2 separate regions of the Homo sapiens genome follow, and region 2 is linked to region 1. A link is an interaction called in ENCODE POLR2A ChIA-PET data of the cell type or tissue named here. Cell type or tissue: PC-3. All regions are shown on one strand. Each heading gives the region's core, and the rest is flanking DNA. Links, peaks and the distances in the headings are about the cores only. Region 1 overlaps LINC02008 (long intergenic non-protein coding RNA 2008). Region 2 overlaps LINC02008 (long intergenic non-protein coding RNA 2008).

Evidence for each region. ChIA-PET counts read pairs that join two places held together with the same protein. Peaks named below come from ENCODE experiments on the same cell type or tissue, not always from the same donor. Only the 100,000 strongest peaks of a DNase experiment are listed, where the experiment ranks them.
Region 2: POLR2A ChIA-PET joins it to region 1 with 7 read pairs; 2 of 35 experiments call an interaction of 5 or more read pairs at or near these places.

The regions. Positions count from the first base shown.
Region 1 is chr3:82,049,803-82,066,604 of GRCh38, forward strand. All of the region lies in intron 1 of LINC02008 (long intergenic non-protein coding RNA 2008), which reads left to right. Among named protein-coding and RNA genes, the nearest start is that of LINC02008, 72 kb to the left of the region's middle. In PC-3, for the core only: no CTCF peak of the experiment used is centred there; a DNase peak (open chromatin) is centred at 6,179; H3K27ac peaks cover 449 bases.
Region 2 is chr3:81,998,743-82,015,544 of GRCh38, forward strand. All of the region lies in intron 1 of LINC02008 (long intergenic non-protein coding RNA 2008), which reads left to right. Among named protein-coding and RNA genes, the nearest start is that of LINC02008, 21 kb to the left of the region's middle. RefSeq lists a silencer at 2,275-2,324. In PC-3, for the core only: no CTCF peak of the experiment used is centred there; no DNase peak of the experiment used is centred there.

The DNA.
Region 1 (16,802 bases), core at 4,801-7,300:
GATTCTTTAGGCCTTATAAAAAACTTTCTACTCTATGCCGAAATCATTACAGAAAGATGTTAATCAACAGAGAGCCTTGATTGAATTTTTATTTTTGCATATTGTATGTTTCCTAGGGCTTCCCTAACAGATAATTACAAACCAGGGAGTTTAAGACAACAGAAAGGTATTCTTACATTTCTGGAAGCTGGAAGTCTGAAATCAAGGTGTTGGTAGGCAGGGCCATGATCTGAAGTCTCTAGGTGAAGATCTTTGCTTACCTCTCCCTAGCCTCTGTTGATTACTGGCAACCTTTAGTTGCCCCTTGGCTTATACACGCATCCAATTTCTGCCTCCATCATCACATGACCTTCTCACTATTGGTCCTCTATCTGCATTTCCCGCTTCCTAGAAAGACATCAGTCACTGAGTTAGGGCCCACTCTAATCTAGTACAGCCTCATACTGATTATTTTCAAGTAAGCTCACATGCACAGGTGTTGGGAGTCAGGACTTAAACATATCTTTTTAAGGAATGTAATTCAACCCACAACACTTATTATTATGGTTCTATTTTGGACACTTAATTCTAAGAGAATAATTAGAAGCAGAGGGGAGAGTTAGAAAGATTTAGCAGAAGTACAACAAATAAGAACAGTGGCCTGAACAAGCATTGTGTTCATGGGGAAAGGCATTTTCCAATTCAAAATTTGAATTCTGGAGGTAGGTTGTGCAAGAGTTGCTTATTGATAAATATGTTGGGAGAGGGGTGAGGGAGAGAAAGTTAATGTTGATGCATTATTTCATCATCAAGTTTCTTGCCTGGGCAAGTAGATGAATGGTACACTGAAAAGGGAAATAGTGAAGCGAAGCTGGTATGGGATATAATTGAAAGAGCCATCATTCCATTACTTCAGGTCCTTTTCTCTGTCTATAAGGTGCTAGGCAGCATATACAGAGGTGACTCTGACAGTTAAAGCCCTGCCCTCATGGAACTTATGGCTCTTGCTAGTCACATAGAAGTTGACATCTGCTTTAATAGGAATTCCATAACATTTTAGAATGTGAATCAAATATCTACTGCAGTCGTCAATGTTTTATAAAATTGCAGCTGCATCTGCTTTTATATCTGTTCATTCCCAGGCTCTTAATAGGATCCCTATCTCTTGGAGACTTTCCTGAGCAAAGATTTGTGTAATCTCTTGATATGGTAATTTTCTATTTCTAATTTAGTTGCCTATAAAATCAACCTTTGTATCACCTGACATTTACTATCTGTACTTCCCTTCTTTTTTGCTGTCTGTGTAAGTTTTTAACTCTAGTTGATCATTCTTTTCAACTGACTTTCTCATCTTTCCTCCCAGCTGGTTTGTTTGGATAAAAGTCTGCTTTGGTCCATGCAATGTGTCCAGTCTTTTACTCCCAGCCATGTGATCTTGTCTCTGCTGTTAGGTTCCTGGGCACGCTTCAGTTTGTACCATTATTTGTTGGTTACAGACTTTCTGCACCACAGCAGTGATTGAGGGTCTTTTCACAGTTCTGCCATTTTTCTCTCCAACATGTACACACAGTTGAGCATTCATAAATGTATTCATTCATCCATTCAACCATTTGTACACTCATTCTCTCATCAGATACACATTGATCTGCTGCTTCATTCCACTCATTGTACGAATTCTGGGTAATCAAAGACTAATGCGATGCAGTTCCTTTTTTAAGAGTTTAGAATGGAGATCCAGACAAGTCAACTGACGATACAAACCGTGTGATGAATGTGAAGGTTTAAGACAAGTGCACAGGTGGAGCACATATTGTAGACTGGCCAGGTGAATAGGAGACAAATCAGAAAAGGCTTCTCAGGGCAAGAGACAGATAAGCTGAATCATAGAGTTCTAGCAGAACTATCCATGAAAATCGTGCCAGTAGGAGGGTGAAGGTGGGAAGGGAAAAATTGAAGGGAAAGGGGCACAGGAGGAGAACATAGCAAATATAAACCTCAGGAGGTGAGAAAGAATATGGCCATTCTAAAATTGCAGAAGTGTGTGCTGTGTGTGCTGTGAAAAAGTGGGAGAAGAAAAAGATACGACCAGACTAGTAGGTAAGGCCTGGGTCAAGATTTATATGCTTGTCTGTCTTATCCTGACCTAATGCCTTATACGAAGGACTCATTGTCAGCTGTGTTTCCTGCATTGAAACTAAGTCCTGACATGTCTGTATTCCCTCATTGTTCTCTAACATCACTTATACAATTTCCTTCATTTTAATATCTGTACACATAGGTAAGTAGAGATGCGCTTTCATAGGTAGGCTTGTGCCAGGTCATGGGGCCCTGCAAATGCTATGTACCATGCCAAAGAGTCCGGCAGTTATTCTGTAGACAATAGTTAAGCAAGTTGTGTTTTGAATGCAGCTTGAATAAAATTACCATAGCAGTGTTTTAGAGGGTTGACACACTGAAATGTTTAATTGGTGAAAGGTGAGGTCAGTTGGGATGGGCCAGTTGAAGACCATCTCATGCAGTGATTGAGAACACGGACTCTGGGTAGATGTTGTGGGTTTGTATTGATAACCCAATTACTAGGAGTATAATTTGGGAAAGTAACCTTAGTTCTCTGTGCCTCAAAATAGAGATTATAATTGTGGTTGTGACTATGACAAAGCATAGTCGTGTGGATGAAATTAATGAAGACAAGTAAAGCACTTATAATATTGGACAATAATAAATTACTGTTATTGGACACAAAGAAGTCTTCAACTAATGTTACTTTATTATGTTACCAAAATAGATCTTGATCATAGAGATCCATGGTAGTAAAGCAATGATTCATTTAAAAATAAATCCTCCAAAGCTGTATTTACGTAGTCAGAGTCCATATAATGCTAGTAAATTAAAATAACTGTTAGTTTTTCATTATTCCTAAGGCTGCCATTACAAACTACCAAAACCTGGGTGATTTAGAACAACAGGAATGTATTCTCACATTCTGTTGTAGCCTCACATTTCTGGAGGCTAGAAGTCCAAAGCAAGGTGTTGGCAGAGCCATGCTTCTACTGCAGCCTGTAAGAGAAAGTCCTTATTCGGCTCTTCCAGCTTCTGGTATCCTCAGATCGTCCTGGGTTTGTGTCCAATAGTCACATGTCATTCTTCCTATGTCTCTTTGCATAGACTCCCTCTATACATGTCTGTGTCCAAATTTTTCTTTTCTTTTTTTCCTTTTTTTTAAAAAAAATAAAAACACCTGTTATATTGGATTAGGATCCATTCTAATAACCTAATCTTCACTTGATTACATCTACAAAGACCCTGTTTTCAAAAGGGATCACATTCTGTGTTACTGGAGATTGGGACTTCAACATATCTTTTTCAGGGTAATACAATTCAATCCATAACATCACGTGTGCAATGATTGTAAAATATTAAAATTTCTAAAATGTTACCAGTGAGGCTGAGTTTTAGCAAGTAAACAGTATTGCCACTAACCAAAATTAGTAACATGGGCTTTATTTTCAATATTTGGTCAAGGACCTAGAATCAGTCAACAGGGCAATATGTTTTAAATAAGGAAGTAGTAAAGAAAACTAGTGAACTTATTTTTTCTTATTGAGAAATAAAACAAATTTGATTTGTGATTCATTATTCAAATAGTGAAACCAGAGTACCGCAACAGGATTTTGCAATGTCATTTGGTAGAAATGAAACATAAAAAATATGATAGAGAAAAATACTAGATCTGAAATGGGTATGAGAATTCTTAGTAACACCTTGCACTTCAGAGAATTAACATTGTGAGCTGCTTTTCCATGAGGAACACTTTTATATCTAATATAACACATTAGGGAAGAGTAGCAGGCCATACATTCATCACATTCCCCCCCCCACCCCACACACAAATAATGTAGTGTTACTTGTACATTAATCCCCATTTTTCACATTAAAACTCCATTGCTGAAAACCAGAGTAGGGAAACAGTAACTGGAAATTAGAAAAATAAATTTATAATAATATTTAACACTTTTATGCCTAATAATAGATCAGAAAAAAAGTCTCACTTTTGAATTTGGAAGGTGTGTAGAACAAGGAGGGAAGTAATTGAGTTTTAGATATTTATTAGGACATGCAAATAATGAATAATAGACTCATTGGAAAATAATTTAAGAAATTGGAGTAGTAAGTTTTAAGAGATTAAAGAACTAAATAAACAAGATTTTCATTTTGCTTGTACTGCATTAAACTCATTGATTTTTTTTTTACATATGGGAAAGGGGTGGAAAAATTGAAAATAAAAATATTAATGACAATTTTATCAGCTAATAATCCAGTTTTACTTTATATAAAATAAACAACTCTGAGAGATGGTCAGTAGTAGATAATTAACAGGACCAAAATTTTTTGACGTCATTAAATCATATATTGAGGATTATCTGAAGAATGATGATGGATGAAAAAAATTAAAATATTTCATGAAAAGAATTAGAGATAAGATGGATGAGGAAGTATTACTAACCTTGCTCTTTCAAATAAAAAAATAAGATTATAACCAAAATATGCAATCCTCAGAACGTAGACTTTAGGAAAATTTATTACTCAAAAATTAAATATTGGCTGCCAGCAAATTGATTTATTATCAGAAATAATGTTACATATCAGGAACAAATGAAAAAGAGAGAAGGGAATAAAAATTTCATGGGTACCTGCTAGGTGAGGCACTTTGTATATGTTATCCAATTGAATTTTTATAAAAAAGAACTCTGTAAATTATTATTCCCGTTTGATATGTGAGGCAATGAAGGCAAAGAACACATAAGTAACCAGCCCATGGGTATAACTAGTGAGTGTGGAATCATTATTCACATATATTTTTTTTAAAGTCCAAGCCTTTCTCACACCAACATAAAGAATTCCCAAGGAAAAAAAAATTCTAAAATTGATAGACAACAATGTCACATTTTTTATTCAATTGAATTTCCGAAGGCCTAGTGGCTTTTGACAACAATTCCCCAAGGCAGCCCTTATTTGTTTTAGAAAATGCTGGTCGATGTCTTTGGAATAAAGTAGAGAAAATTAACATAGCAAATAACATGGAATAATACACTTTACCTGAAGATGTTCCTGAGAAAGTACAATTAGGTAATACCAGCATCTTCATTTCCACATATTATTGAAATGGCAAGTCCACAACTATGGCCATAATTCTGAGACTGGGCTCAAGGCCCTGCATTTGTTCCTGCTGAGCGGGACTGAGGATTTGTCACAGACTTTTCAGAGAAGCTGTCCAGCATTAATTGAGGTGCTAAACCCATTCCAGTCTAGTTCCTCCCATACATTCCAGCTTTCATTCTGTGGCTGTTTCATCAACCCCAGATTCCCATAATTCAGCTTTCTTTCTGTGGCTACTTCATCAACCCCAGAATCCCATAATTTAGGTTTTTCCTCTGAATCTCATTTCTGTATTCCTTTTTTTCCCCTTATTTGGATTTGCTTTTTCCCCCTATGATATTAGTCCCTGAGCTTAGGCTGCCCCTGCTTTATCCAGAAGGTTAAGTGGAAACAATTTAGGCAAAACACTTTAAAGGGAAATGACCTTATTTATACTCAAATGATTCCAATGAAAAATTCTATGGTTTTATTATTTTGTATATATCAAATGCAAATTTATTGGACTAAAATCAATAAGCAAAGAAATAAAAATAAAGAAATTGCAGCTAACATATTAACTATGATTAAATTGTTGTTCTAATGCCGTGAAACGAAAAGTTCATGAGGAACCTTTTAAGACAGTTTAAGTTAAAGCCCAAAGGATCAAGGTATGTAGCAATACAGATGAAAAAGCTTTCCCTAGAATTAATGGCAAATGCTTTTTTTCATAGTTCAAATAATGTAAGCACTTACATGATTTTGTATTATATTTTTACATATAAAATTAGTATGATGGCCAGTCTCTAAGATGTTCCCTAAAGATAGTTTTCCCTGAGAATTCATACCCATCTATTCATGCCAGGGCTGACTTGAGTTCCCAATAGAATAATGCAGAAATGATGACATATAACTTTCAAGACTAGGTTACAAGAGGCCTTGTAGCTTTTCCCTCGTTTTCGTGCATTGTTCAGCCTGGGGAGAGCCAGCTGCCATGCCATTAAAACACCAAAGTATCCCACATAGAGAGGAACCACCTTGGCAGTCTTCAGATGAAAATACCTTTGAAGTGGATCTGCCAGTTCCAGACAAGCCTTCCAGATGACTCAGCCCTGGCTAATATCAGACTGCAACCTCAGAGCCCCTGCTATGTTTCTGAATATTTGATCTCCAAAAAAAGTATTAGAGACAATAAATAATTATTGTAAGTTTAAGTCACTAAGTTTGGGGTGATTCGTTATGCAGTAATAGATAATTTAATACAATTAGATAAAGTGATACATCAACCAGACAAAAAGAGAAACATTCAGTTTGTTGCTTTTTCCAAAAGCAACATAAATCATCTACAATGGTTTCCTCTAAGGAAAATATTTGAGATTACTATACATAGTGGCTAACAATTATCAGTAATCAATGGGGAATAAAACAGAGACACAGTGTCATTCTGAAAAATCCTTTTCAAACTTTGATAGTTGGAATAGTGTTTTAGATTATCATATAAAAAACTTATAAAGCAATAAAATTCATTCATTTGTTTACAGTAAATATTAACTGAGCACAGTATGTGCTGGCCGCTTGTGTTTAGGTACTGGAGATGCAATAGCAAATAGCACAGCTTCCTCTATGAAATTCACAGTCAATGTATCAATACATTTTAATGTAGAATTAAAATTAAATAGGCTCTCTTATTTGCATTTTTATCTTCTCATGTAACACATAAAAATCTATATTTTCTTTAGTTTTATATTAGTCATTGAAAAGTTTCCTCTCAATTCCATGGTTCTGATGAAGGGCCAGCTGGTTTCTCAGTAATACTGAGAGAAGAAAGAAAATAACAATTGTAAAATTACTCTGTTTTTTAGAGAAATTATGGCGTTATGATTGTGCTTTTTTCATTCATTTATTCATTCATTCTGGAAGCATTTATCAAATATCATCTATGTATCTTTAAGCCTTTAAGTATATTTTCATATTACAGAATATTAAAAGGACAAAATACTGACAACTTTTTTATCATCAAAAAAGTTTAAAACATTTATTATGCTCTGTTTTTAAAATCTGTGACAGATAAAATAATTCAATGTTTTTATTGAAAATTTAAAAAGTAATTTTAAACGTTTTAGCATGTGGTTGATAGGTACAGCAGACCACCATGGCACACATATACCTATGTAACAAACCTACACGTTCTGCACATATATCCCGGAATTTAAAGTAAAATAAAAAAAAAAAGTTTCAGCATTTAATGAGATCACAAGAGAAATCAGATGCTATTATGTTCTTTTATTTTAAAATGTATGTTTATTTGAGAGGGAAACACAGTAGATTAGAAGTATTTTGGGGGTTAATATTTTACTTTCTGTGAAGTAATAATTAGAAAAAGGATACTAAGAAGCCTGGAATATAGTGGTCAGTCAATAATGCATTTTATAATAATTATATTTTGGCTTTACAAATAGGTAGCCAATATTTACCTCTTAATTAAAAATTAATGCATAAATTACTATTATGGATTTCTGGTTTTTCTTTGAAAGATATATGCATATAGATACATGTATATATGCCTTTTGGGTTGTGCTATGTGTTTGAATATAGATGTATTTCAAGCATGAATTATATTATCTGAAAAGAGCCTTCATTAGAAGAGAAATTATTTCTAAAAAGTTTTTTTCTCCTTAACACTCATCCAACTTAATTTGAAACAATTCAAACCCAAACAAAAGAATAATTCAGAGTTCACTTCCAGGCTTATAGTTAATTAACAATTTCAATAAAGAAGTGGTTTATTAGGTGTCTCACTCAAGTGCTTTAGGCTAATACCAGAAACAAAAAAGTTAAATTATAGTCAAAGTGGAACAAAATTTCAAAAAATTCTGTTTAGTGTATCTCTTTGCTTTCCTAGGAACCCTGAAATCGTTACTTTTCAGCACAGTGAACTTAATGACATGCTTTTTCTTTCCCTGGTGACTTCCTATAGCTTAATTAGCTGATTCAGGTCAACTACCTGGTTCATCAATTTTTGAGCATCTGAGACTTAGTGTTAAATTCCCTTTTGAGAAATGAATTCCCATCACAAGGGCTTTGTGGGTGTGTATGTATGGGAAAATAATTTTGAGCAATTAGGAATTAATGATGACCTTGCAGGGGATAGAAGAGGACATAATCATAAAAGTTGAACAGACATCACTGGGAGTGAGTAATGCACTACCATTAGCATAATTGGCTAGCGTTAAAATGGAGATACCTACAATTATTAAGGTTTAGAAACTTTGAGGAAATCAGGAGATACTGGAAGGTGCAACCTGAGATTTTACTCTTAGAAATCTCATCAGTGATAATTTGGAATTATATATAAATGAAATTGTTAGATTGGAATCTGGAGAATAATTCTAATGGAGCAAAAATAGAAAAATACACTGCAAATGAAAGTATCATGTAATATTGCTGTATGTCAGACACTTATTATTAAGAATAGGAATCTATACCTTGGGCTATGTGTTTAGACAACACCAGACAGCACCTCTTAACTGTGCGCTTAGAAAAATTGTCTCAAAAGTGAGTATAGGCCGGGCGCGGTGGCTCACTCCTGTAATCCCAGCACTTTGGGAGGCCGAGGCAGGTGGATCACCTGAGGTCAGGAGTTTGAGACCAGCCTGGCCAACATGGATAAACCCCGTCTCTACTAAAGGTACACAAATTAGCCAGGCATGGTGGTGGGCATGTGTAATCTCAGCTAATCAGGAGGCTGAGGCAGGAGAATTGCTTGAACCTGGGAAGTGGAGGTTGCAGTGAGCCAAAATGGCAACACTGTACTCCACCAGCCTGGGCTACAACAGTGAGGCTCTGTCTTAAAAAAAAAAAAAAAACCTGATTATAATATTTAGTACATCATAGGCTTATTGTAAGGAATGAATGATTTAATAATAGTATGTGCATGTCTTACTTATCTGTTGCAGGTAACAAGCCAAACTTAATGTCTTTGAATAATATTTTATTGTTTCTCATGCTCGTAGGCATTGACTGGGCTTGGCTGGGCAGCTCTCTTCTGAAGTTGTAATCGGATGTTGTCTGTGGTTGCTGTCATTTAAATGCTCAGATTGGCTGAATGTCCAACGTGGCTCACTGACATAGTTGGCAGGTAATGCTGATTGTCCTGTGGGCATTCAGCCCGTGGCTTGGGCAGAATCAGCTACATAATTTACGGAACCTACCTAGTGCAAAAGGAAAGTATGGAGTTTCTTGTTAAAATTATTAGGACGTTCGAGATAGTAACAGCACACGTTGCATGCTCATGAATCTGGCTCGGGGCTTGGACTTCTCACAGTAAAATGGTTGGGTTCTAAGAAGCATTCAAAGACCAAGCATTCTAAAAGGCCCAAATAGAAGTTCTAAGGCTTTTCACAACCTAGTAGGTCACGATTCTAATTGTCAAAAGGAAATCACAAAGCCAGCTCAGGTTCGAGAGAGGGAAATTAGATGCTATCTCTTAATAGACAGCATGCTTGTCTAGGGAAAGAAATAACTGATGGCAGCCATAGTTGGAAATTACTACATGACCTTGAGGTTTTATTATAATTATTCAGGGAGATAACCCATGTTAGTTAGTTAGCAGAGTGCCTGTACTGTAAAAATGCTTATGTAACTGTTATCATCCCGGATTATAAATTTGGAAAAGAACCTATGTGCCATGACTTTGTAGATCTGCAGTCTATCTGCTTGAATTAAATACATGTTATCACATTTTATTTTTACTCTTCTATGAAATGTCTTACACAAATAGTTTTTAAGACACTAATATTTATTGCTGTTCAATTTTGTAATGACGAAAGCACATTCCCAAATTAATTATTAATTAGCTTAATGTTTCTCAATGATAATAGGCTTTCTCTTTTACCTAAAGGCATTCTTCAGAAATGGATAGTTTAGCTTTGATTTTTCTGCCTATTAAATAACCACTTGTAGTCTATTGTCTTGCTGTATTTATCACAGATGAGTGCAAAACAACAACAACAAAAAATAAATTGCTTTACTATAGTACCTTTTCCTTACACTTTGCCATAAACTGCCACATTCTCTGAATGCATCTCAGCTAGCGTGTAACTTGGGATTACAGGTTATAAAAGCTTTTTATAATCTTTAGTCATTTAACACTACCTAAATCTTATTTGATGGCTTTTCTTTTCAGTTTGTGCCAAAAGCAATATAACTTTTAAATTAGGAAGCAAACATCCTTTTACAAATAAGACACTGTTTCTGACATCCAAATTTTGTTGATAGGCACCAAGAATTTCTGGAAAACTTTGTGTGTAAAGATAGTTATAAGTGAAAAGAAATGCCAAATGATCATCCAGGACACAACAGAACAGTTTATTTTGTTGCGATAAAGACAAAAGAGGATGGTGAATTACAAAACTATGTTTATTCTATTGTGCAAGGCTCTTGGAATGTACTAAAAACACTTTTTAAGTCAGTGTTGCACAAATAATGTCAACCTGGATTGAAGGAGGCCATAAAGCTGAACCCAAGTAAATCTATGATTCCATTTTGAATAGATTACATTTTTTCTGACTTGATAAGCATTGTAGGCCTTCATATTCAGTTTACAAGAGTTTAGTCTTTCTGAAATTTGGCCCTTATTTGCTCTCAATTTATTCATTTATATATGTATTTCTTCCAGCATCTCATTTCACAGATGCCTTATATATCATAGATATCAAATATATTACTTTTTAAAATAATTTCAACTTTAAAATTAGATTCAGGGAGTAGGTATATAGGATTGTTACATGGGTATATTGAGTGATGGTGAAGTTTGAGGTATTATTGATCCTGTCACCCAGGTAGTGAGCATAGTATCCAAGAGTTTTTCAACCCTTGATCCCTTCTGTCCCTCCCTTATCCAGTAGTTCCCAGTGTCTGTTATTGCCATCTTTGTGCGTACCCAATGTTTAGCTTCCACTTTTAAGTGAGAACATGTGGTATTTGGTTTTCTGTTCCTGCATTAATTTGTTTGGATAATGGCCTCCAGTTGCTTCCAATGTTACTGTGAAGGACATGGTTTCATTCCTTTTTATGGCTGTGTAGTATTCCACAGCATATATTTACCACATTTTCTTTATCCAGTCCACCATTGATGGTCACCTAGGTTGCTGTCTTTGCTACTGTGAATACTGCTGCTGTGATGAATATGTGGGTCCCTGTTTCTTTTTGGCAGAACAATTTGTTTTCTTTTGGATCAATACCCAGTAATGGGATTGCTGGGTCAAATGGTAGTTCTGTTTTAAGTTCTTTGGAGTTCTTGAGCAATCTCCAACTGCTTTCTACAGTGGCTGAACTAATTTACATTCTCTGAGAAGTGTCTTTTCATGTCTTTTGCCCACTTTTTAATGGGGCTACTTGTTTTTCACTTGTTGAATTGTTTACGTTCCTTATGAATTCTAGATATTAGACCTTTGTCAGATGCATCGTTTGTAACTATTTTCTCCTATTCTGTAGGCTGTCTTAATCTGTTGATAATTTGTTTTGCTGTGCATAAGCTCATTCATTTAATTAGGTCCCAACTGTCAATTTTTGTTTTTGTTACAATTGCTTTTGAGGACTTGGTCTTAAATTCTTTCCCAAGGCCAGTGTTCAGAATGGTGTTTCCTAGGTTTTCTTCTAGAATTCTTATAATTGGAGGTCTTACATTGAAATCTTTAATTCATCTCACGTTAACTTTTGTATATGGTAAAAGGTAGGGGTCCAGTTTTTTTCTTCTGCATACTGCATATCGCTAGCCAGCTATCCCAGCACCATTTATTGAATGGGGAGTCCTTTCTCCATTGCTTATTTTTGTTGACATTGTCATGTTCACATGTTCAGAAGGCAGTAGGTGTGAGGCTTTATTTCTGGTCTCTCTATTCTGTTCCATTGATTTATGTCTCTGCTTTCGTACTAGTACTATGCTGTTTTGGTTATGGTATCTTTATAAGACAGTTTGAAGTCGGATAGTGTGATGCTTCCCTGGCTTTGTTCTTTTTACTTAGTATTGCTTTGGGTATTTGGCTCTTTTTTCATTCCATATGAATTTCAGAATAGATTTTTCTAATTCTGTGCAAAATGACATTGGTAGTTTGATAGAAATAGTATTAAATCTGTAGATTGCTTTGGGCACTATGGACATTATAACAACATTGATTTTTCCAATTTATGAGCATAGGATGTTTTTTCATTTGTTTGTGTCATCTGTGATTTTTTTTAGCAGTGTTTTTCAGTTCTTCTTGTAGAAATCTTTTATGGCCTTGGTTGAATGTATTCCTAGGTATTTCATTTTTTGGCTGTTGTAAATGGGATTATGTTCTTGATTTGGCTATCAGCTTGGACATTATTGACGTATATAAATGCTACTTTTTTTTGTACATTGATTTTGTATCCTGAAACTTTACCGAATTTGTTTATCAGCTCCAGGAGCCTTTGGCTTCTGGATTCTAGGTGTGGAATCTATGTGATTCTATATGATTCTAGGTATAGAGGCATGTTATTAGTGAAGAGTGATCGTTTGACTTCATGTTTTCCTATTTGGATGCCTTTTATTTCTTTCACTTGCTTGATTGCCCTGGCTGGGACTTCCAGCACTATGTGGAATAGGGGTGGTGAGAGTGGGCATCCTTGTCTTTTACTGGTTCTTTAGGGGAATGCTTCCAACCTTTGCCTGTTTAGGATGATGTTGGCTATGGGTTTGTCATAAGTGGCTTTTATTATTTTGAGGTAATTAACATTTTTTGATTGAAGTATAATATACATAAATTGCATATGCTGTAAGCACACATGGGAGTGAATTTTTAAACACATCTTTGTATCCAGCACCCAGAAGTTATTCATCTGATTCCTTCCTGTGACTAACCCAGTCCTTTCCCATCAAAGATAACCACTCTCCTAACTTCTGACTCCATACACTAGATTTCCTTATTTGTATATTTTATATAAATGAAATCAAATAGTATGGGATCTTTTGTGTGTGGCTTCTTTTGCTCAAATTCATATTTGTAAGATTTATCCACATTGTTGTGTGTTGTACTATAATCTATTCTCATTGCTCCATAATATTCTATTATGTGTTTATGCTTCAAGTTATTTATCTATTCTATCATTGCTAGGCATCTGGGTTGTTTCCAACTTGGAGCTTTTGTAAATAGTGCAATTATAAACATTCTCATACATATATTTTAGTGAATATCACAGCATAATTCTAGCAGAAGAACTGCTGGGTCATATATAGATGTGTGTATATATAATATAACATATATAGATGTGTGTATATATAATATATACACACAATATGTGTATATTATATATTATATATACACATATTGTGCATATAATATATATATAATATATGTACACATATGCAATATAATATATACATATATTATATATATTATATACATATTTACACATATACACATATACACAAACACACACATGTTTATATATGTAAACATATGTGTATATTTATACATATATACATGTTTAATAGATAGTAACAGTTTTTTAAGTGGCTGTACCCATGAAGACCGTCACCAATGATTTGTTAGAATTCTAGTGGCTCTACATTTTTGTAATTTTTGCATTTTTATCTCTTTAATCTTAGTCATTCTATCAGAGGGTAGCCCTAAAGACTAATAAGGTTAAGTGCCATTACATATGTTTATTGGTCTTTTGGTTTAATTGCTTTTGTGAAATGTGTTCACGTGTTCAAGTCATTTGCCTTTTTGTGCTTTGTGTGATGTAGGCCCAGTTGGGCATGCATTACTTACTAAAGAGAAAATCCATTCTCCACCGTGACACAGTGCCAACTTTGTCATGAAATTGGTGGCTGTTATTTTTAGATCTATCTCTGTATCCTCTATTCTGTTGAACTATTCTTGTACCAAATCTAATTTGTCTGAAATAACCGAAACACCATTTCCATTAAAATAACTTGAGTAACTTAGATTCTTTAAAAAGGAGAAAAAAAATTATGTTATTCTTTGTAAAAATAATACATTCTAGAATAGTTAGTATAAATTCAAATTTAACATATTGAATAATAAAAATGTCCAGCACTTTTCATTCATACATGAAACATATACTCCACTGCTTGAAAGATAATGTAACAATATGGCATCTATTTAATAATGTTCACTCAATAACTAGAGTATGCTAAACACCAGTAATAAAAATGGTGTTTTTAAGACATACCTTTTGTTTTCAGCATGTGTATAGAGGGAGATAGGCATATAAAGAAATCAAGCACATTATAAGGTGATATGCTATTTCTGTAAAATAAACATCTAATATTCCTGGGTTTGATGGGGATGAAGACATGTGAGCTGAAGTAAAATCTGAAGGAAATCTCAATGGCAGCTCTCCGAAGACTAGATGGAGGCCTTGAAAACTGAGATGGATTCATCCAGTTTACTGTCTTCTAGAACAATAAAATTATGGAACAACAGAGGGAAAAATTAAAGAGATTGAGGAAAGTGTAATGTAATGGACTTTTAAGCTAGTTAGTCCAGGAAGTGAACAGAAGAAACTGCTCATAGGAATAAAATAGAGGGGCCAAGGAATTGGAAATCCCTATGAGAAAAAAAAGAAAAATGCCATGGGAGATAAAGAGTAAGACAGCAGAAAAGATAGGAGGATGTGGATGGAGAACATAGTTCTTTAAATGCAAATTGTGTGTGGATGACTTATCTAAGATACTGATATAAGAGTGAAAGATTTCAGAGGAAATGAGGTCAAAGTCACTAACAATGAAAATTAATTGAAGAATTAAGGTATTAGTTGGGTCTTACTGATTCATGTTAAAGTAAATCAGGATAGTGGCGGAACATGGAGTGGGAGGAAACAGTGATTCTGGTACTAAGGTCTTCAGTGAATGAAAAGGAGAACAGGAATTGTTATTAAGTAGCTGAGGATATGAAGACTGTGTTATTACCCGACGTAATTAATTTCAGTGTCTCAGTGACTAAGAAATGGCCCGGCAGTGCATCCAAGAAGCAAGAATGGTGATCTTCTCATCTAAAAACTCTGGAATGTGTGTATTCTGTGGTAATGAGCATCTTCCAATTAAGAGGGCTACAGGGCAAATGGTGTCCTCAGGGAAAGCCAAGTTTCTGTTAGGCAGGAATGCAATGGGAAGATATTGAAGGTGACTGGGATTCCTAGAGGTGCAGTTAAAAAAAAAAAAAGTTTTAGAGGAAAAGACAGCAGTAGGAGCTAGATTGGCATCAGGGAAGGACATGCAGTACAGCAGAGGAAAGTTTAAGAAAAGAGCAGATAGATGAGCATGAAGGTATTTGTGAGGCACTATGGAATTAACAGACTTCAAGAATTTAAAAATACATGGACCCAGAAATCCCTTGGAAAAGATGAGTTCTGGTAGATATCCTTGGGACTGGTTGTCTCTTCTATAGATATTTTAAGTCTAGTGAACAGAATCCTTGATGAAAAAATGCATGAACTAATCTCAGAAATTATTTTATTCTGTAAGAAAAAAAACTAGGATTTAATTGGAAAAATAGATGGAAGGTAAGAAAAGAAGCTGATGGCAGGAAAATCAGTTGAAATAACTAGTAGCAATAATCTAAATAAGAGAAGAAAAAGATGATAGCAATTTGGATAGAAAGTAGAGGCCAGATTTTATAGACACTTCAGAGATAGAAACAAGATTTGTTCTTGAATATGGATATAGGATTAGATATGGGTAGTTAGAGAGAAGTTGTGGTTGAGGTTTACCTACTTCCCAGATTAGAAGTCTGAGTGGATGCCTTGCAAGTTGATTAACCAAAGATAATAGAGGAGTTAATGTATACTTAGGCTGAATATTATGGCTATCTCTTTTTTTATGCCTCCCCAACATCCATTATCTTTTATATGAAAACAATTCCATGTATCCATTGGAAATGGATCCTGCCTCCTTTCCACAGTCCATGTTTTAAATGTAGTTGACTCCATTGCCACTACCACAGGTGGCAAATCACAGTATGGGATATTCTTGGTATATATTGATACATTGGGAGGAGAGGATCTCTCTTTGGGTTTGGACCTGCTGAGGGGAAATGATGTAATTCTGAAGCTGCTGTGCATACTACAGAATGGAGCCAGAACAGAAGACAGCTGAACCCTGAGGTGAAAAACTGGATTATGATATTTGTTGGGAACCTCTTAATGAAATCGTTACTAAAGCTAATGAGTTCCTTGGAATTTTCTGATACACAGCCAAAATATTTATTCTCTCTTCTCTCCTTTTCTCCTCTCCTCTGAACTTTGTCATTTTTGTGTGTGATTTTAACAATAGAAAAGTTTTGACTAATGTAATTGAGAAGGAAGTATGGGGAAGTATTTTAATTTTTCATTAGAAATATTAAATTCTAGGTAGCTGTACTAAAATCTGATAAAGATGGCTAGTGGGCGATTAAAAATAGGCTCTAAAGCTCAGAAGAAAAGTCAGGGTCAGAGACAAAAGTAAAATGTATATAAAAGGTTCTTGAAGTCAGGGATTCAGAAAATTCATTCAGCATGAGCAAAGAGAATAAGACTCAGGGATATGATTTCAGTCCAAGGACAAGGTCACAGAAAAGGCTGGCATTCAGAGACTAAGGCATTGAGCAGGCAAAAAAAGCAGAAGGAATAGTAAGAGAGGCCGACAGCTGAGAAAGCCGATCATA
Region 2 (16,802 bases), core at 7,010-9,509, 49 kb before region 1:
CAATTGAGAGATGAAAAAACTGAACTTGTGTACAAGGAGATATGAACATGAATGTAGACAATTGCTTTGTTTTTAACAGAGGAAAAATTTGTGGAAAGTACCCAAATGTAAGGAGAATAGCCAGGTAAATTGTGGCCTGTATGTCTAATGGAATGCTATAAAACGTCAGTATAAATAAAATACAGCTATACATGTCAATAGAGATAACCCTCAAAAATGTGTAGCCCGTATCTTTGCTATTGTGAATAATGTTGAAATGAGTGATGAAGAGGAGATATCTCTTTGAAAGACTCGTTTCATTTCCTTTGGATATATACCCAGGAGTGTGACTGCTGGATCATATGGTAGTTCTATTTTTAGTCTTTTGAGGAAACTCCACCCTATTTTTCAAAATGGCTGTACTAATTTGCATTCTCACCAACAGTGTCTGAGGGTTCCTTTTTCTCCACATCCTAACCAACACTGTTCCATTTTCATCTTTTTGATAATAGCCATTCTAACAGGTATGAGATGAAATCTCACTGTAGTTTTAATTTGCATTTCCTACGTTAATTAGCTTGATTGAATCTTCCTACAATGTATACATAGATCAAAACATCACATTGTACTCCATAAATATAGTTACTGTCAAGTAAAAATAAATTAATATAAAATTAAAAAGAAACAAACCCCTAAAACTATGATGTTGAATAAAAACTTCTAACAGAAGACTATGATTCTGCTAATATGGAATTCAAAATAGGCAAAGTGAAACAACATATTATTTAGGAACACAAATATATTTGGTAAAAATATAAAGAAGACCAAAAGAATGATATATCATAGCAAATCCTCCGGAATGGAGAGAGAGGGATTTGGGAAAAGACACCCAGAAGAATCAATAGAGTTGTATTTCTTAAGCCGTGTGGGGGATACACAGATGTTGTCTTATTATTGTTTTTAACTACTTATTATATATACCATTCTTTATGCATGATGCCCAGAAAGACAGGAAAATAAGTAAAAGAAGACAAAGTAATTAACTTATAATAATCTAAATTCAGCACCATGTCCTCCATGCTACAACAGCTATGAATGATGTTCAAAATTGTGTTTACTTCCACAAATAAGCAGAAATCTCTGTTAAGACATGAAGAAGAGATACAGACACTGAATTTAAGAAACAATATGCTGTATACGAATGCATATAAGAAACTTTAGATTCCACTTTTAATCCTGGCACTGGCTTGTTCATTCACTTTTAGCACCTTTGTTTTCCTATGCATGAGGTATATTGCATACAGCCCTTCAAACACTTGCAATCCAAATGAGAATTTAAAAGATTTACTACGAAATGCCAAATAACCCTTGCCAACCCCCCTAGATTTAGATAAATAAAATATTATAATACAGACCTAAAGGGGTGAAAAAATTTGTGGCTAATGAAATTGTAAGATTAAATTTCCAGAATGTGTTGCAGTACCATAACCATAATTAGAGCCTCTTGTTTTTGAAAATAATGCAGAAGGCAGGGACAAAGTCTATACACTGTAATTCATTTTAAATTGTGCCCTTTTTGAATTGGTATAAAGTTACAAAATAAGTGTCCTTTGAATGCTACAATAGGAAAACTGTATTTAGGGCAATTTTTATTTTTTCATGTTTATTTAGGAAAAGCACTTGAAATTATTTTAATGGAGGAGAAAATTAAAGATTATTTCAATAGTTTTGGTACACCTATGAACAAGCTTTGAATATTGCTATTGAGCAAAGCAAGGGTGGTAAAATGGCAATTTGCTTTAAGCCAGTTGTTGTGCAAGAGCTTTGGGCTAAGAATCAGCAGACCTGTTCACAAGTTCACCGTGTCACAAATTAACTGTGTAATTCTGCACTTTACTTGAATCATTACTACTAAAAGATTTGAGGGGGGCAGATGGCTCCTAAGGTCCTGTTTGTTCTCATATCATCATCTTTTCTCCAAAACATGCCACACTTAAGACATGATTATCCCATCCCCCATCCCCTGAACTCGTATCTCAGAGGGCCTTGTTGACACCTTGGATTGTGGTCTTTCCTGTTAGGTGCTCTGTGTTATAAATTAGTTGTATGCTTTCCATTATGGTCATGGGCAGGTGTCCTCAGCCCTCTCCTATCGTGATTGGCTGGGAGCCTGGAACCAGAAACTGGCCCATACCTCTGTTCCTACAAAGCTGCTGGGCTGTTTTCACTTTGCAGCTGCTTGACTTGAATGCCAAATTCTCCTAGTGAGTGGTGGCTGACCACCTGGCCAGGGCCATGCAGCCAGCTGCCACTTACAGCTTGAGGCTAAAATATAAGCATTCTAATGCCTAACCTCAGCCCCATCTGAACTCACTTCTCTCAGTTCTTTTTCTCTGTGAGTGTTAATTCAGAGTTGATTCTTCACTCCTTCTTTCCTCATTTGCTTACTTTTTCCCTTCCTTTCTGTAAAGAATACATATTTATAAATTGCCTATGAAGTACTGTGCACTGTGTGTGGATACAGCCTATTATTTATATCTATGTAGATATGTGAGAATTGAAGTTTTGCATGCTTGGAAAAATCAAATAAAATCTCTCAAACACAAAAAAAGAGAGACAGAGAGAGGTACCAAATTCCATTCTCTTTCTATTTCCATAGCTAGCATAATTTCATTTCCCCCATCCTCCTTGGAAGTCACCTGCTCCCAAATGGTGCTTGGTGGATTTAAATGCTATTCAAAAATCCCAGCTGACAGTTGTTAGCTGACTCTGTTCCTGCCATAGCTCAGATCTCTCCCAGGATGTTTTTGTTTTGGTATATAGGCAATGCCGTGTATCCACCAGTTAACCTGATATATTTCTGTTATTCTCTTGGGTGCCTTTTTGCAGCTAAAAACTATTCCCTGTTGTTTCCTAATGAGAATTTTGGTTGAACACGGAGTGGCAATAGCAGGTCAGTCCTTAGGTTTAACCCCCAGTATTTCCTCTTTGTTTTTAAAAGCTTATTGGGCTAAAGCCAAGGTAGCAGTTAGAATCCAGAAGAACTCAGGGGGAAAGGTTTATGAATGCATGGTGAGCTCATATTATCAGTTCCTATTTTAGTGTTTCAAAATCTCCCATGGTGTTTGAAAGCATCTTGATAATTAAAAGAAAATATTGCCTCATAAAAATTTCATCTTCATTTCAAAGTAAAGCATTTTTTAAAAGACTTAGTTTTACAGAACTTGGAGGAACTATGCTTACCTTTCTTCCCTCCCTCCATTCTTTCTTCCTTTCCTTTTTTCTTTCTTTTTCAGTTTTTCTTTTTCTACATGTAATAAAGGTGATTGATAGAAATATAAATGATTAGATCAGAAATGATTAGAAAATTGATTGCTTGATCTGACCTACTTTTTTTCATAATTAGGCAACAGACTCTTCATGTTATTGTCAAATACTCTGCCCTGAACTGATTTGGGCTTTGATATCACAGGTCATAGACTCATCTAAGCCTCTGGAGTGTACACTGGAATGGGGGCCAAAGAGCTTTAACAAATGTGAAATAAATACAATATTTTAACAGAAAAAAATATGCAGCCTCAAATGCTTATCACTACAAATCTCTGATAAGAAGAAACAAATTTGCTAATATATGTATTTGTGTTTGGTGCTTATGACAATGGTATTCATGTGCTTTAATGAGGTAATATATTCAGATGATTTTTTTCATACTTTAAATTCTCACAGTGACATTGACCTGAAATGCCTGGGCCCACTGGAGAAGAACAAAGGGCTTATATAGTATATCCTTTCTAAAGTGATGCTGGGGAAGAATGCAAACATATATTTAGGCCCTGTGGTCTCATTTCGCTTAATAAGAGAGCATTACCACAGCCAAAAACACTGCTTGGTGACATAATGGGCAAGGGCCTGACATGCCCACACAAACGGGCATCAAGGGGCTATTTCAGATTCTTGATTTCTTGCCAAATAGTGAATAATCTTAAAATCAAATGTGCAGCAATAATAGGCCCAGCTGGGAGGATTAAGAAATAAGTATCTATTGAGCTGCCTGATCTCTTTGTTCTTTAGGTTTAGAGTAGGATAAATGAAAAAGGGGAGGCCAAGAGGGAGTGGTTTAATATAGAATAAATTGTCTAAAAGGGATCAGTGAAAGCAGGATTATTGATGAGTTAGGGAGTGAGCTAGCTGACTTTTTATTTTCAGACTAAGACAGGATAGAGATATGGGGATAAACTAGGAAATCAGATAAGAAAAACAAAGGATGCAGGCGTATTTGCCTTAAGTAGTCTTTTTCTGTTTCTGAGATTTCTTATGTTCTTGTGCTCTGAGCCAAGATCAGTTGAGATTAATCAGTTGTATAGAAAGCATTGTGATCACATTGCAGGCTTTTAAAGTTTAAATTTGTTTATTGAGCACAATTTGGTTAGCATCAGGTGCTGAAGTTATAGACACCAACACTAGCATAGAAATTACTTTATTTAGCTCCCAGTTGTAAGTTTCTATAGCAACTGGGGCCTGTACCAGAAAGCTGAGATTCTTGTGCTCAAATGATTCAGGCAGAGATGGCAATATCATATTTAGGGGGGCACTTGCTTCTTTTTTCCAAATTTTTTTCTGTCTTGTGAGAAGCCTCTTTAATGTGATTCTATCTGCTTAGTCATACTTTTAATTACACCTCTGCTTTGAACCCTCTCCTCTTGGCAGCAGTATAAAGTATCTATTTTGGTTGTGTTTCGATTTCCATTGACTAGTTAGTATATTGATGCAGAGGAAATGAATGTGATCTGTTTTAAATACAGTTGAAAATTCTGAATAGTGAAGAAAGTGTCCATGGTGACAAATGCAGTTAACCAATCCAGGAAGAAATTGGGATGTTAATTCAAAAAGGAAACCTAATTTAATTTCTACATTATGCTTTCATTCTGACCATAAATGCAATGTCATGATAATTTTAAATATGGGGGATGTCCCTTATGAAGTTCTCTTTTTAAGTTTTTAAGTAAGTGATTTTATTTTTGTTTTATAAATGAATGTTTTTATTGTAACAAATAGGACTTTTTTGGAGTGGCTTGTTATGGTCGAAGTAATATTTTATGATGCTAGTTTAGCCAATACTGGAGAAAGGCTTAGGAAAAAATAATTACATCCTGGCTCCAATTATGAAAATAATCTCTACATTAAAAATATATAAATATAGTAGATTTTTTGCTGCCTGTGCTTTGGAATGGCTGTAATGCAGGCATCTATCTATCTATCGTGTATATATATATATATAGCTATATAGATCTGTATATGTGTATATCTGTATATCTATATATAGATATACAGATTTCTAGAAAAAATGAATATCAAATAAAATAAACATACTGGAAATACATGTTTTAAATAATATTGTCTTTTTGATGAAACTCCACATTTTACAAGAACTGGCTTTTGATATTTGAAATAATCATGAACTGAGTAGTTTAAAGACTATTTAGTAGAAGATTGCTTATGGTATAATGTATGGCATAGTCTTTTAGTTTGGCAAATGACAAGAATAAACCATAAAAGCAAGGATTCTATTTGTGCCCTAATAAAACAAAAGAAAACAAAGGATTTCCATTTAGTGTTCACATTTACTGCTAACTTGAGGCCTATTAACATTTGGAAAACACAAATTCTAAAGGCAGCTGCCAGCAATTGGCCAATTATAATTTCACGATTGAAAGAGAAAATCTTATTTCACTATGAAATTCTGTACTTGTTTTCTCCTTTCATGAATTACCCCACAGCCAAAGCACGATGTGTGTGAGAGGAAGGAGAAAATAGACTCACTCCTGGTTGTCTGCAGAAATGTATCACCTCAGATGACCTTGATTCTCTTTGCATTCAGTAGGAGATTTTCTTTTACTAATTTTACAACAGATTTAATTGTAATAAAATTAATTCAGATTGTGATTATCTGTCTCTATTTGTACTCAGTTTCTATGAGGAATCTTAAAATATCATCAGTTCCATAGTTGAGTGTCTGTGTGTCATTATTGCAGTATGTCTATTATATCATGATATATCTGAAGTCACGTAAGACCAATTTTGCTCTTTCAGGCAAGCAGTTTTCCAGATCTCTGTTAGAACTCTGAATAGATAATTGCTCCTTTAACAAAACATGCATAGACAAAACATTTGATGAATAAAGAGCAGTTATTAACCTACACTCACATTTGTGAATATCAGGGTTTAGAACTATTACAAAATGGATTCTGCCATGAGTCAGTTTTGTTTTTCCTTTTCAAATATATCCGTTACATATTTTTTTTTCCTTCAGGTAACTTACAGTAATATTGCTTAATTTAAAATGTACCAGCTCTCCTAATGTAGCAACTTGATTAAAAAGAATTAAATGTTTACTCAAAATCATAGTCAAATAGAATGTAGAACTTGAAAATAGTAAGTTGAATTTCTCAGTATTTTATTGCAGAAATGAAAATAGTAATTATTGGAGGAGATAAGTGATTTATACAATTTGGTTTTGTTAGCTAAATCAAAACAGGCTTACTTAAACATGTATTTGAATCATAAATTGGTTTTTGTAGTCACAAACCAATTATACTGGATTCTTATTAATTATTTGTTGGTAACAGTAAACAATCAATAGATTAGAGTGTCAAAAGCATTTGGTGGGGGGAGGGGTGTTACGTGCAGAAACATTCACCTAGACCATCTGAGGCTCCTCTCTTTAGAAAGCTCATTTGCAAGATTTGACCACTGACTGATACCTGGGAACTTGGCTTCTGAAGCACTCCCTTAACTGGTAAGGTAATTTCTCTGGGCCTAGACATTCGTATAAACAGTGGAATTTATTGTAATGTCTGCTTTCTTTTTGTAAGTCTGGAATTCTGGTAGTTGCTAGGCAAAAGCGTCTATGTTCCCAGCCCCTAGTAAAACTCCTAAACTCTGAGTTTTAAATGGGCTTCAGTTGGCAGAAAAATTCACACTTGATGCTATATTTTTTTTGTTTGTTTGTTTTCTAGAGGGACAGTGTGCTCTGTGTGAGCTGTCAGGTTGGGGAAAGGTGATAGGAAACTTTCCATGGATTCTTCCTTGTCTTTACCTGATGTTGTTTTCCCTGTCTAACCCAGCTCTTAATCTTTACTATGTCTATATAAGAAATATTAGTGTTTAGTGGAACTATGTGCCTGAGCCCTGTGAGTCCTTCCAGTGAATCACCAAATATGTAGGTGGTGTTGGGGACCCTTGAGTCAGAGTGTGTCTATTCTGGCTGATTTCAACAATGTGTGAGTTTAAAAGAAAACCAAAACTGAGCCATGGCATGGATTGAACATATGGGAATAAATACCTGCAGAGTAGATTAGCATTTTGGCAAATGTGCCATAATGAATATGCTTGCTGTCTACCAAATTCTCATTAAAATACAAATACTTAAGGTAATATAAAAGCTGATGTCAGTTGTGAAAACAAAACGAAAAAGGAGATGCTATGGCAAAGTTTGGCATAATTTATGTTAACTGAACTATTGCCAGCTTTTGCTTTAAGTATGTTTATTAAATTCTAGTGGAATCTGAGCTTCTGTTTTGATGGCTTCTTATCCAAATTAAGAAACTATACAGGAGACTCCAGAATAAGAATGAGCTTGTAGGAAACCTGATGTACTAAGCTTGTGTTGGGTGGAAGTAAAACAAAAATCACTCTTGAAAGCTTATAAACACAAAGCCTACACTCACACTAGTGTGAGGACTGAACTCACACCACTAGTGTGGTCTGAAATAATACCTGATCAAAGAATTCAATTTAAAGTGACTCTGGATTGGTAGTGGCCACAGTAGTTGGCAGAAACACACAGTTCTTTCTGGAAAATTGTATTTCCAAAGCAGGCCTCTAAGAAGTTCTACTTATTGCTTGAGTTCTAAAGAACACAATATCATAGCCAAAAATACAAAACACATAAAATGCATGAAACCATGAGCAAGGGCCAGCAGAACAAACAAATAAACATACAATAAAGTCAGTGAAAACCAAATGAAACAGACCTATAAAAGTTACCCACAAAAATGTCTCTGGAAACTAGTGTTTTAATAGGCAAACTCTTTCAAATGATTAAAGAAACATAATTCTTAAACTATATGATCTTATCCAGATCTTGGAGAGGAAAAAAAAGAGCTTTCCATTTTATCTATGAAGCTAGCATGATCCTCATATCAAAGTTTGACAGGGCACAGAAATATAAATTATAGACTAAATCCGCTTTACATCCTGGATATGAATATCTTAATAAAATATCAAGAAAACAAATTAAAGGTTAGATTTTAAAATCGTTTGGCTTCTTTTGAGAAGTGTCTGTTCATGTCCTTTGCCCATTTTTTAATGGGCTTGTTTTTTCTCTTGTAAATTTAAGTTCCTTATAGATGCTGAATATCAGACCTTTGTCAGATGCATAGTTTGCTACTATTTTCCCCCATTCTGTAGGTTGTGTGTTTACTCTGCTGATAGTTTCTTTTGCTGTGCAGAAGCCCTTTAGTTTTATTAGATCTCATTTGTCAATTTTTACTTTTGTTGCAGTTGCTTTTGGCATCTTCATCGTGAAATCTTTGCCCCTTTCTATGTCTAAAATGGCATTGCCTAGGTTGTCTTCCAGGGTTTTTATAGTTTTGGGTTTTGCACTTAAATATTTGATCCATCTTGAGTTGACTTTTATATCTGGTGTAAGGGAGAGGTCCAGTTTCAGTCTTCTGCACATGGCTAGCCAGTTATCTCAGCACCACTTATTGAATAGGGAGTCCTTTCTCTATTGCTTGTTTCTGTTAGATTTGTTGAAGATCAGATGGTTGTAGGTGTGTGGTCTTCTTTCTGGGCTTTCTATTCTGTTCCATTGGTCTATGTTTTTGTTTTATCACCAGGACCATGCTGTTTTGGTTACTGTAGCTCTGTAGTATAGTTTGAAGCCAGGTAACATGATGCCTCAAGTTTTGTTATTTTTGCTTAGGATTACCTTGGCTATTCAGGCTCTTTTTTAGTTCCATATGAATTTTAAAATAGTTCTTTTCTAGTTCTGTGCAGAATGCCATTGGTAGTTTGATAAGAATGGCATTGAATCTGTAAATTGCTTTGGGCATATGGCCATTTTAGCTATACTGAGTCTTCCTATCCATGAGCATGGAATGTTTTTCCATTTGTTTGTGTCATATCTGATGTTTTTGAGCAATATTTTATAATTCTCATCATAGGGATCTTTCACCTCCCTGGCTAATTGTATTCCTAGATATTTTATTCTTTTTATTGAGATGTTTTACTGTAAAGAGAAGAAGATAAATGAAGCAATAGCAAGAGGAAAATTGATTAGGATAATTTTTATTTATTTATTTATTTTTTCTGAGACGGAATCTTGCTGTGTCGCCCAGGCTGGACTGCAGTAGTGCGATCTCGGCTCACTGCAACTCCACCTCTCAGGTTTAAGCGATTCTCCTGCCTCAGCCTCTGGAGTAGCTGGGATTACAGGCGCGATCACCATGCCTGGCTAATTTTTGTATTTTTAATAGAGATGGGGTTTCACCATATTGGCCAGGCAGGTCTTGAATTCCTGTCCTCGTGATCCGCCCCCCTCAGGCTCCCACAGTGCTGGGATTACAGGCATGAGCCACCACACCCAGCCTGATAATTTTTATTTTTTAAAAAAGAAGAGATAAAAGCAACATGCATATTAGTTGATTGGTTGATCTGGAGAGGGAAAATTTAATAATCAGGAGAGGGAACATCCTTGGAGCAATGTCCTTGGGTAGACAAGAGTATGCAATATAGTGTGAAAGTGGATGGTTGGGCTTAAACAGTGATATTTAATTATAACATGAGGGAGGGCAGATAGATTTGGTGTCTTGCAGAAGCTGTCTTCTACTCACTTAACTTTCTCAATGAAAAACAATGTTGTTCTGAGAATGAAGATGGAGAAGGAGTACTTAGAAGAGTCAGGAGTATCTAGGAGAATCAAGAATGAATGAGCTACAGAAATGTGTTCTGATTTCCAAGAAGCAAGAGAAGACCTCTTGATATTTGTAGTAATGTATTTAAAATGAGATCGACTGGTACAGTTGTGCATTTTTCTTGAACCACAGTCAGTTGCACAAGTGAGTGCAGAATAGGCAGAGTGTTGAGGTTTCAATAAATACACATCATACACTAAGAGTCAAGAAATCTGAGAGTGTAAGCACAGAATTGTTAATTTAAGGTATATCAATATGGGTTATCCAAATATCAATGCTATAGTAACATCCTGAAACAAAACAAGCACAAAGGTATAAATGCCTAAACTGGAGGAAACTTGAAACTCTCATGTTAAATCTTCAATGTGGTATTTCTAACTTGTGAAGACAGATTGGTAGGCAGCCATTTTTTTGCGTTCTTAAAATAAATGGGGGCATAGTTAAAATTTTGTACATCAAGTGATTGCTCTTATTGAATGTTGCAGGTCAGATGTGGTTATTTTTAGTTTATTTGAAATATTGGACTGGAAAGTGGGGAGGGGGAAGCAAATATTTGAGATCTGGAAAACCCTAAACCTTTTGGTAAGAAATTGTAATTTTCACTTAAATTTTCTTTAAGGATGTAAGAGGTTTATAATTGATGCAGTTAAATTGAACAATAACCATTGATGACTATGGAACGTAATTATAGCCTGCAGAAAAGTTATAATCTAAGAATTGAAAAAATAAGATCCTGAAGTTGTTTAATTGCATCAGTTTTTGTATTTATGTGAATTTATAAACTGCAGTAAGTTTTGAATGAGGTTAATCTTGTTTAATATAAGTAAATGAGTCTGTAGACTGTGATCTCCCCAAACTAAAAATTACAGTACTTGGAATTGTGTTCTTTATGGTTGTAGTGTTGGTAAAGCACTAATATGCCGAAAATAAAGGAATTACACAGTGGAAAAAATAAAAATAAAAAATAAAAATAATCGTCTTTGTTTATTAGGATTTCGTAGTGGAAATATCTGGGTAAAGTAATAATAAAAAGCTTGAGCTGAGTGAGAGACAGTGCAAATGAGGCAGAAATAATGCATTGTAGATCCTGGTGGAATCAAAGTGTTGGGATAATGGAGATAAAGAGTTGGAAATTTAGGAAGTAACATTCAAACAGTGGGATTCTTTTTTTTTAAAGACAGTCACACTTTGTCACCCAGGCTGGAGTGCAATGGCACAATCTTGGCTCACTGCAACCTCCATCTCCCTGGTTCAAGCGATTCTCCTGCCTCAGCCTTCCAAGTAGCCGGGGCTAGAGGTGCGCACCACCAAGCCTGGCTCATTTTTGTATTTTTAGTAGAGAAGGGATTCACCGTGTTGGCCAGACTGGTCTTGAACTCCTGACCTCAAGTGATCCATCTGCTGTGGCTTCCCAAAGCGCTGGGATTACAGGCATGAGCCATCGCACCCAGCCTCAAAGAGTGGGATTCTTGAAACTGAGATTTTAGAAGGTTGTAGTGATCAGTAACAAATGCAAAGGTATGACTAGGAGAGTGAGTGGTTTATATGTCACGAAGTATAAGATCTTTCAAAAGGAATCAAAAGACTAGGGTATTGGAAGCATCACCTATGTGAATATTAAAATCACCACAAATGAAGATAGCAAATAGAGTTAGAGAATGTTAAGACTGTCCGCAAATGAGGGGGTCAATAGATAACTCTAACAAGGATGTAAAGTCTACATATCCAGGAATTTTTAAGGACAAAAGTAGAGCATGAAAATGACAATGAAGGATAAAGATGATACCTACCCCATCTTCAGTCCCTGTGCTAGGAAGGCTGTGGGGTGGGGGGGGGGGGAGCGGGAAACAGCTACCACTAGAGAGGGCTGTAGAGAGCAGTCTGTTCAATGGAGATCTTGGTTGTCGTTGTAGGAATAAGGGGTAAGAAATGTTCAGAGAACATATTAAGAGTATTGAGAATTTTGCCGTGGATGTGTGGTGGGTTCCAGAAGGTATAGTGGGGAGGTTTTAGAAATGAGGGTGGTGAGAGTCAGTTCTAGGATAGGAGTTGTATAGAGCTACATGGAGAGCAGAAGGTAGGAGACTGAGGGTAATCTGAGAGTCTTCTTCAGAGGCAAACAAACAAGAAAAAATGGCATGATGGCATTAGTACTGGTAGTCTTAAGACAAACATTCATGGCAAAACCATGAGGAAGGAAGGAGCAGTAGGGAAGGGTAAATGTGGACCCTTTTCCACTCTTCAGAGGAAGCATAAAAGACAAAGTAGAGTTAGTGCTATTTTGATAATCTCGATTCTCTGTTGACTTGGCAGATGGAGGCTGATAGGTCTGAGGAGCATGACAGGCCTCTCAGTGTTTCAGTGTTCAAGGCTCATTCTTGACACCCTGGGGTTGGTGGTGGTCTTCCTCTAAGCATGAAAATCCTATTCTTGATACAGCTACAGTCCATTTAATACAAATGGACAAGGCAACAGACAAAAAAACTAACAGAACATAAAAGTTTATCTTGAACCTAACTTCAATTTTATTTGTAAGATAAGATTGTAAGATTGACTATATGTGCATATATATATATCTATATCTATGCCTATAAATAAATGGAATGAAATGTAGCAAACAAAATACTAAAAATGATAGTGCTGGGGGTGAGATGATAGGTGATGTGTCCACTTTTGTTTAGTCTCTTAAATTTCTTAAGATAAACACCCATAGTCAGAAGAACGCCTTTTATTTAAGAAAAAAATGTTATTTTTAAAAATACTTTTTGTTGTTTATAGGGTTCTACATTTACAAATGCGTGCTGAACTGATTATGACATTTGACTGTTTGTTATGGATGTTGCTTAATTCTGAGAATACAGACTATATTTCTCAATAGTAACAATAACTTTTAAGCAATTTCTAAACAAATAAAGAGTTACTCATTTTTTGAAGGAAAACAAAGGATAGGTACTGTTCTCACAGCTGTTTTTTAGTTAAAATTATAGAATATGTAATTTAACTAGAAGACAGTCATTTCAAATATACTTAAGTAGTTCAAATAATTACACGGAGACAATGCAGATATTTCTCTGTTAGATAAACATATACTATTAGAAAACAGGATGATTTAAGGAAAATTCACAAATCTTTGTTAAAAAATTTAAATCAGTATTTTAATAACTGAGAAGGATTTTATGTGAAACAAGTAGCCTTTCTGAAATAAGCAATCAAAATAATTCATTAAAGCAGTAATCACTAGTAAGCTTGGCTGTTGTTCTACTTGATATGTAAACAAAATTGGTAAACATTGTTGAAATAACACCTCAGGTACTTCAACTTTCTTTATTACTGAGGAAAAAATAGCAGTTCATTATCACTCTGAATTTTAATTTTTTCCCACTGGAATACAGAAAGGAAGATTCAACCAAATAAATAGTTGATAAGACCATTAATGAGAACTAAATAATTTTTCAGCCTAGATATAAGCAGGACCAACTAAACTTAGTAATCAAGGCAAACTTTTGAAAGTATTAAAGATTAATTGAACAAATTCACAGTTGTTATAGGTTTACATGACTTATCAGTGTATTTAAGAACATAATTTGTGTGGAATAAAGAGGATTAACAAATTGATGTCAGATTTGCTTCTCTATCCTTTCACCTCTGTGCTTACTTTCCTCTCTCCCATACTCTTCATTCCCTGTTATATTTTTCTTGCAAAGTTAAAATTTACATTTTAGGGAGGAAAGCATTTATCTACTGCATGCACTTTTGACCTTGCCTCCCTCTCTTATTGGAAAACCCTTGTATCTCTTTGGCTGTATTATTTTTTCAAGATTGACTTTCTTCCTTTGTAAGGCTATACTTATCTGAGATGGTAGTCAGTCTGAACTTGTTTTAATGTACTTTTATGTATAAGCTTTATGTACTTTTATGAACTTTTAAAGTATGTGTTATATTTACATGTATATTACCGTAATCTAATAGTTTGTTTTCTACTTTATGAGAGTGTCAAAGGAAGGAAGAATCACTGATGTTTCATGTATAGATAAAATTGGAGACTAAAAGCAGGTTTGGAAGAGAGTTAGAAGCCTAAGAGAATCATTTTGATAACTTTCTACTGCTAACTAATAAGGAGATAAAGTGAGACCTAATTTTTGGAGATCTGAGTATAAAAATTCAGGTGTTTTAGAATCTAAGCAAAAACTTTGCTAGAAAAGTGCCACTCATTGAAGTGTTGCAGATCTATGATATGACATTCATTCCCATTTAATTTATTTATCTTTTGCCACTAGTTGGCAGTATGACTGAATTACAGTTTGATATTCTGCCACCATATAAGTGCCCAGAGTATTCACTAATATTGACCATGTTTGGGAGTTCAGATATTAGCTGTCTGGAGTTAGGGTGAGATGCCATTAGGATGTCTCTTTGATATCTGAGACCTGTCACTTAAACTTCCAAGTAAAATATGTAAGTGATTCTCAGTCACACTTTTTAAAGTAATACCAGACTTACAAAGTGACAGAATGGGCTGGACTGCATATTACTTTGATTTAGAATTTAAACAAGTTTCTGCTGGAGGTCCCAGAAGATGTCCATGTTGGGGTTTCTAATCTAAGAACAGAAAGACAAGTTATGTAAGTTTGAGACTTAGGGCAGGGACAGAGAAATCATTTTTAGTGGAAAGGGAGAATGGGATGAGGTTGGAACTAAGAATGTAGCTATTCACAGTCATTTATGCCAAGCAACTTGCTTAGGTTCAAAGCCAAAGTATCAGGAGCAGGGATAATATAGTTTGAATATTTGTCTCCACCTAACTGTCATGTTAAAATGTAACTCCAAGTGTTGAAGGTGAGGCCTAGTGGGAGGTGTTTGCATCGAGGGGCAGATCCCTCATGAGTGAGTTGGGCCATCCCTATGGTGATAAGTAAGCTCTTCCTCTGAATTCAAATGAGATCTGATCATTTAGAAGGTGTGACACTTTCCTCCCACTCTCTCTTGCTCCCACTTTTGCCATATGATGTGCCTGTTCTCCCTTTGCCTTCCACCGTTATTGTAACTTTTGTGAAGCCCTCATCAGAAGCCGAGCAGATGCTGGTGCCATGCTTGTACAGCCTGCAGAACCGTGAGCCAATTACACTTCTTTTCTTATAAATTACCCAGTCTCAGGTATTTCTTTATAGCAATGCAAGAACAGCCTAATACAGGAAATTGGTACCAGGAATGATGTATTGGTATAAATAAATATACCTGAAAATGTGGGAGCGGTTTTGGAGCTGGGTAATGGGCAGAGGTTGGAAGAGTGTGGAGAACTCAGAAGAAGGTAGGAAAATGAGGTAAAGTTTGCAACTTCTTACAGACTGGTTAAATGATTGTGAGCACAATGATGACAGAGATATGGACAGTAAAATCCAGGCCAGTGAGGTCTCAGATGGAAATGAGGAAGTTTTGGGAAATGGAGCAAAAGTCACTTTTGTTAGGCCTTAGCAAAGAACTTGGCTGCATGTTGCTCATGCCCTAGGGATCTGTGGAAGTTTGAACTTTGGATTGATGACTTAGGGTATCTAGTAGAAGAAATTTCTAAGCACCAAAGTGTTCAAAAATTTTCCTGGCTGCTTCTGACAGCCTATGCTCAGATGTGGGGGCAAAGGAATAACTTAATGTTGGAACTGATTTTAAAAGGGTAGCAGAGCATAAAATGGCAAATTTGCAGCCTGGCTATGTGGCAGAGAAAGAAAACGTTTTTATTTGGCACAGGAATTCAAGAAGGATGTGAAGTAACCACTTGCTAGAGATATTTGCATAACTAAAAAGGAGCCAAGTGCTAATAACTAAGACAATGGGGAAAAGGCTTCAATGGCATTTCCAAGACCTTCGCAGCATATCCTCCTGTAACAGGTCCAGGGGCCCAGGAGGACTGAATTATTTTGAGGGCCAGGGCCCTGCTGCCCTAAGCAGCCTCAAGACACTGCTCCCAGCATCCAGGCTGCTCTAGCTCCTGCCGTGGCTCAAAGGGGCCCAGGTACAACTTAGGCTTTCATTTTGGAGAATGTAAGTCACAAGTCTTGGCAGCTTCCATGTGGTGGTAAGCACATAGGTGCACAGAATGCAAGAATAAAGAAAGCTTGGCAGCCTCTGCCTAGATTTCAGAAGGTGTATAAGATTTCTTATACACCCTTGCTTGGGTGTCCGGGTAGAAGCCCATTGCAGGGGAGGAGCCTTCAGAGAGAACTTCTGCTAGGGCAGTGTGGAGGGGCAATGTGGTGTGGAACCCCTACACAAAGTCCCCACCAGGGGACTGCCTAATGAAGCTGTGAGAAGGGAGCCACCATCCTCCAGACCCCAGAATAGTAGATCCACTGGTAGCTTTTACCCTGCACCTGGAAAAGCCACAGGCACTCAATAACCTGAGAGAGTAGTTTTGAGCAATGAATGCTACAAAGCCACAGAGGCAAAGCTGACGAAGGCCTTGGAAGCTCACTCCTTGTACCACTGTGCCCTGGATGTGGGACATGGAGTCAAAAGAGGTTATTTTGGAGATTTAAGATTTAATGTCTGCCCTGTTGGGTTGTGAACTTGCATGTGGCCTGTAGTCAGTTTCTTTTGGCTGATTTCTCCCTTTTGGAACAGGATTGTTTACCCAATGCCTGTACACCCATTGTATCTTGGAACTAAATAACTTTTTTTTTTTTTGTAAATTTTCAGGCTGATATGGTTTGGCTGGGTCCCCATCCAGACCTCAACTTGAATTCCCATGTGTTGTGGGAGGGACCCAGTGGGAGGTAATTGAATCATGGGCGCAGGTCTTTCCCATGTGGTTCTTGTGATAATGAGTAAGTCTCACAAGATTTGATGGTTATT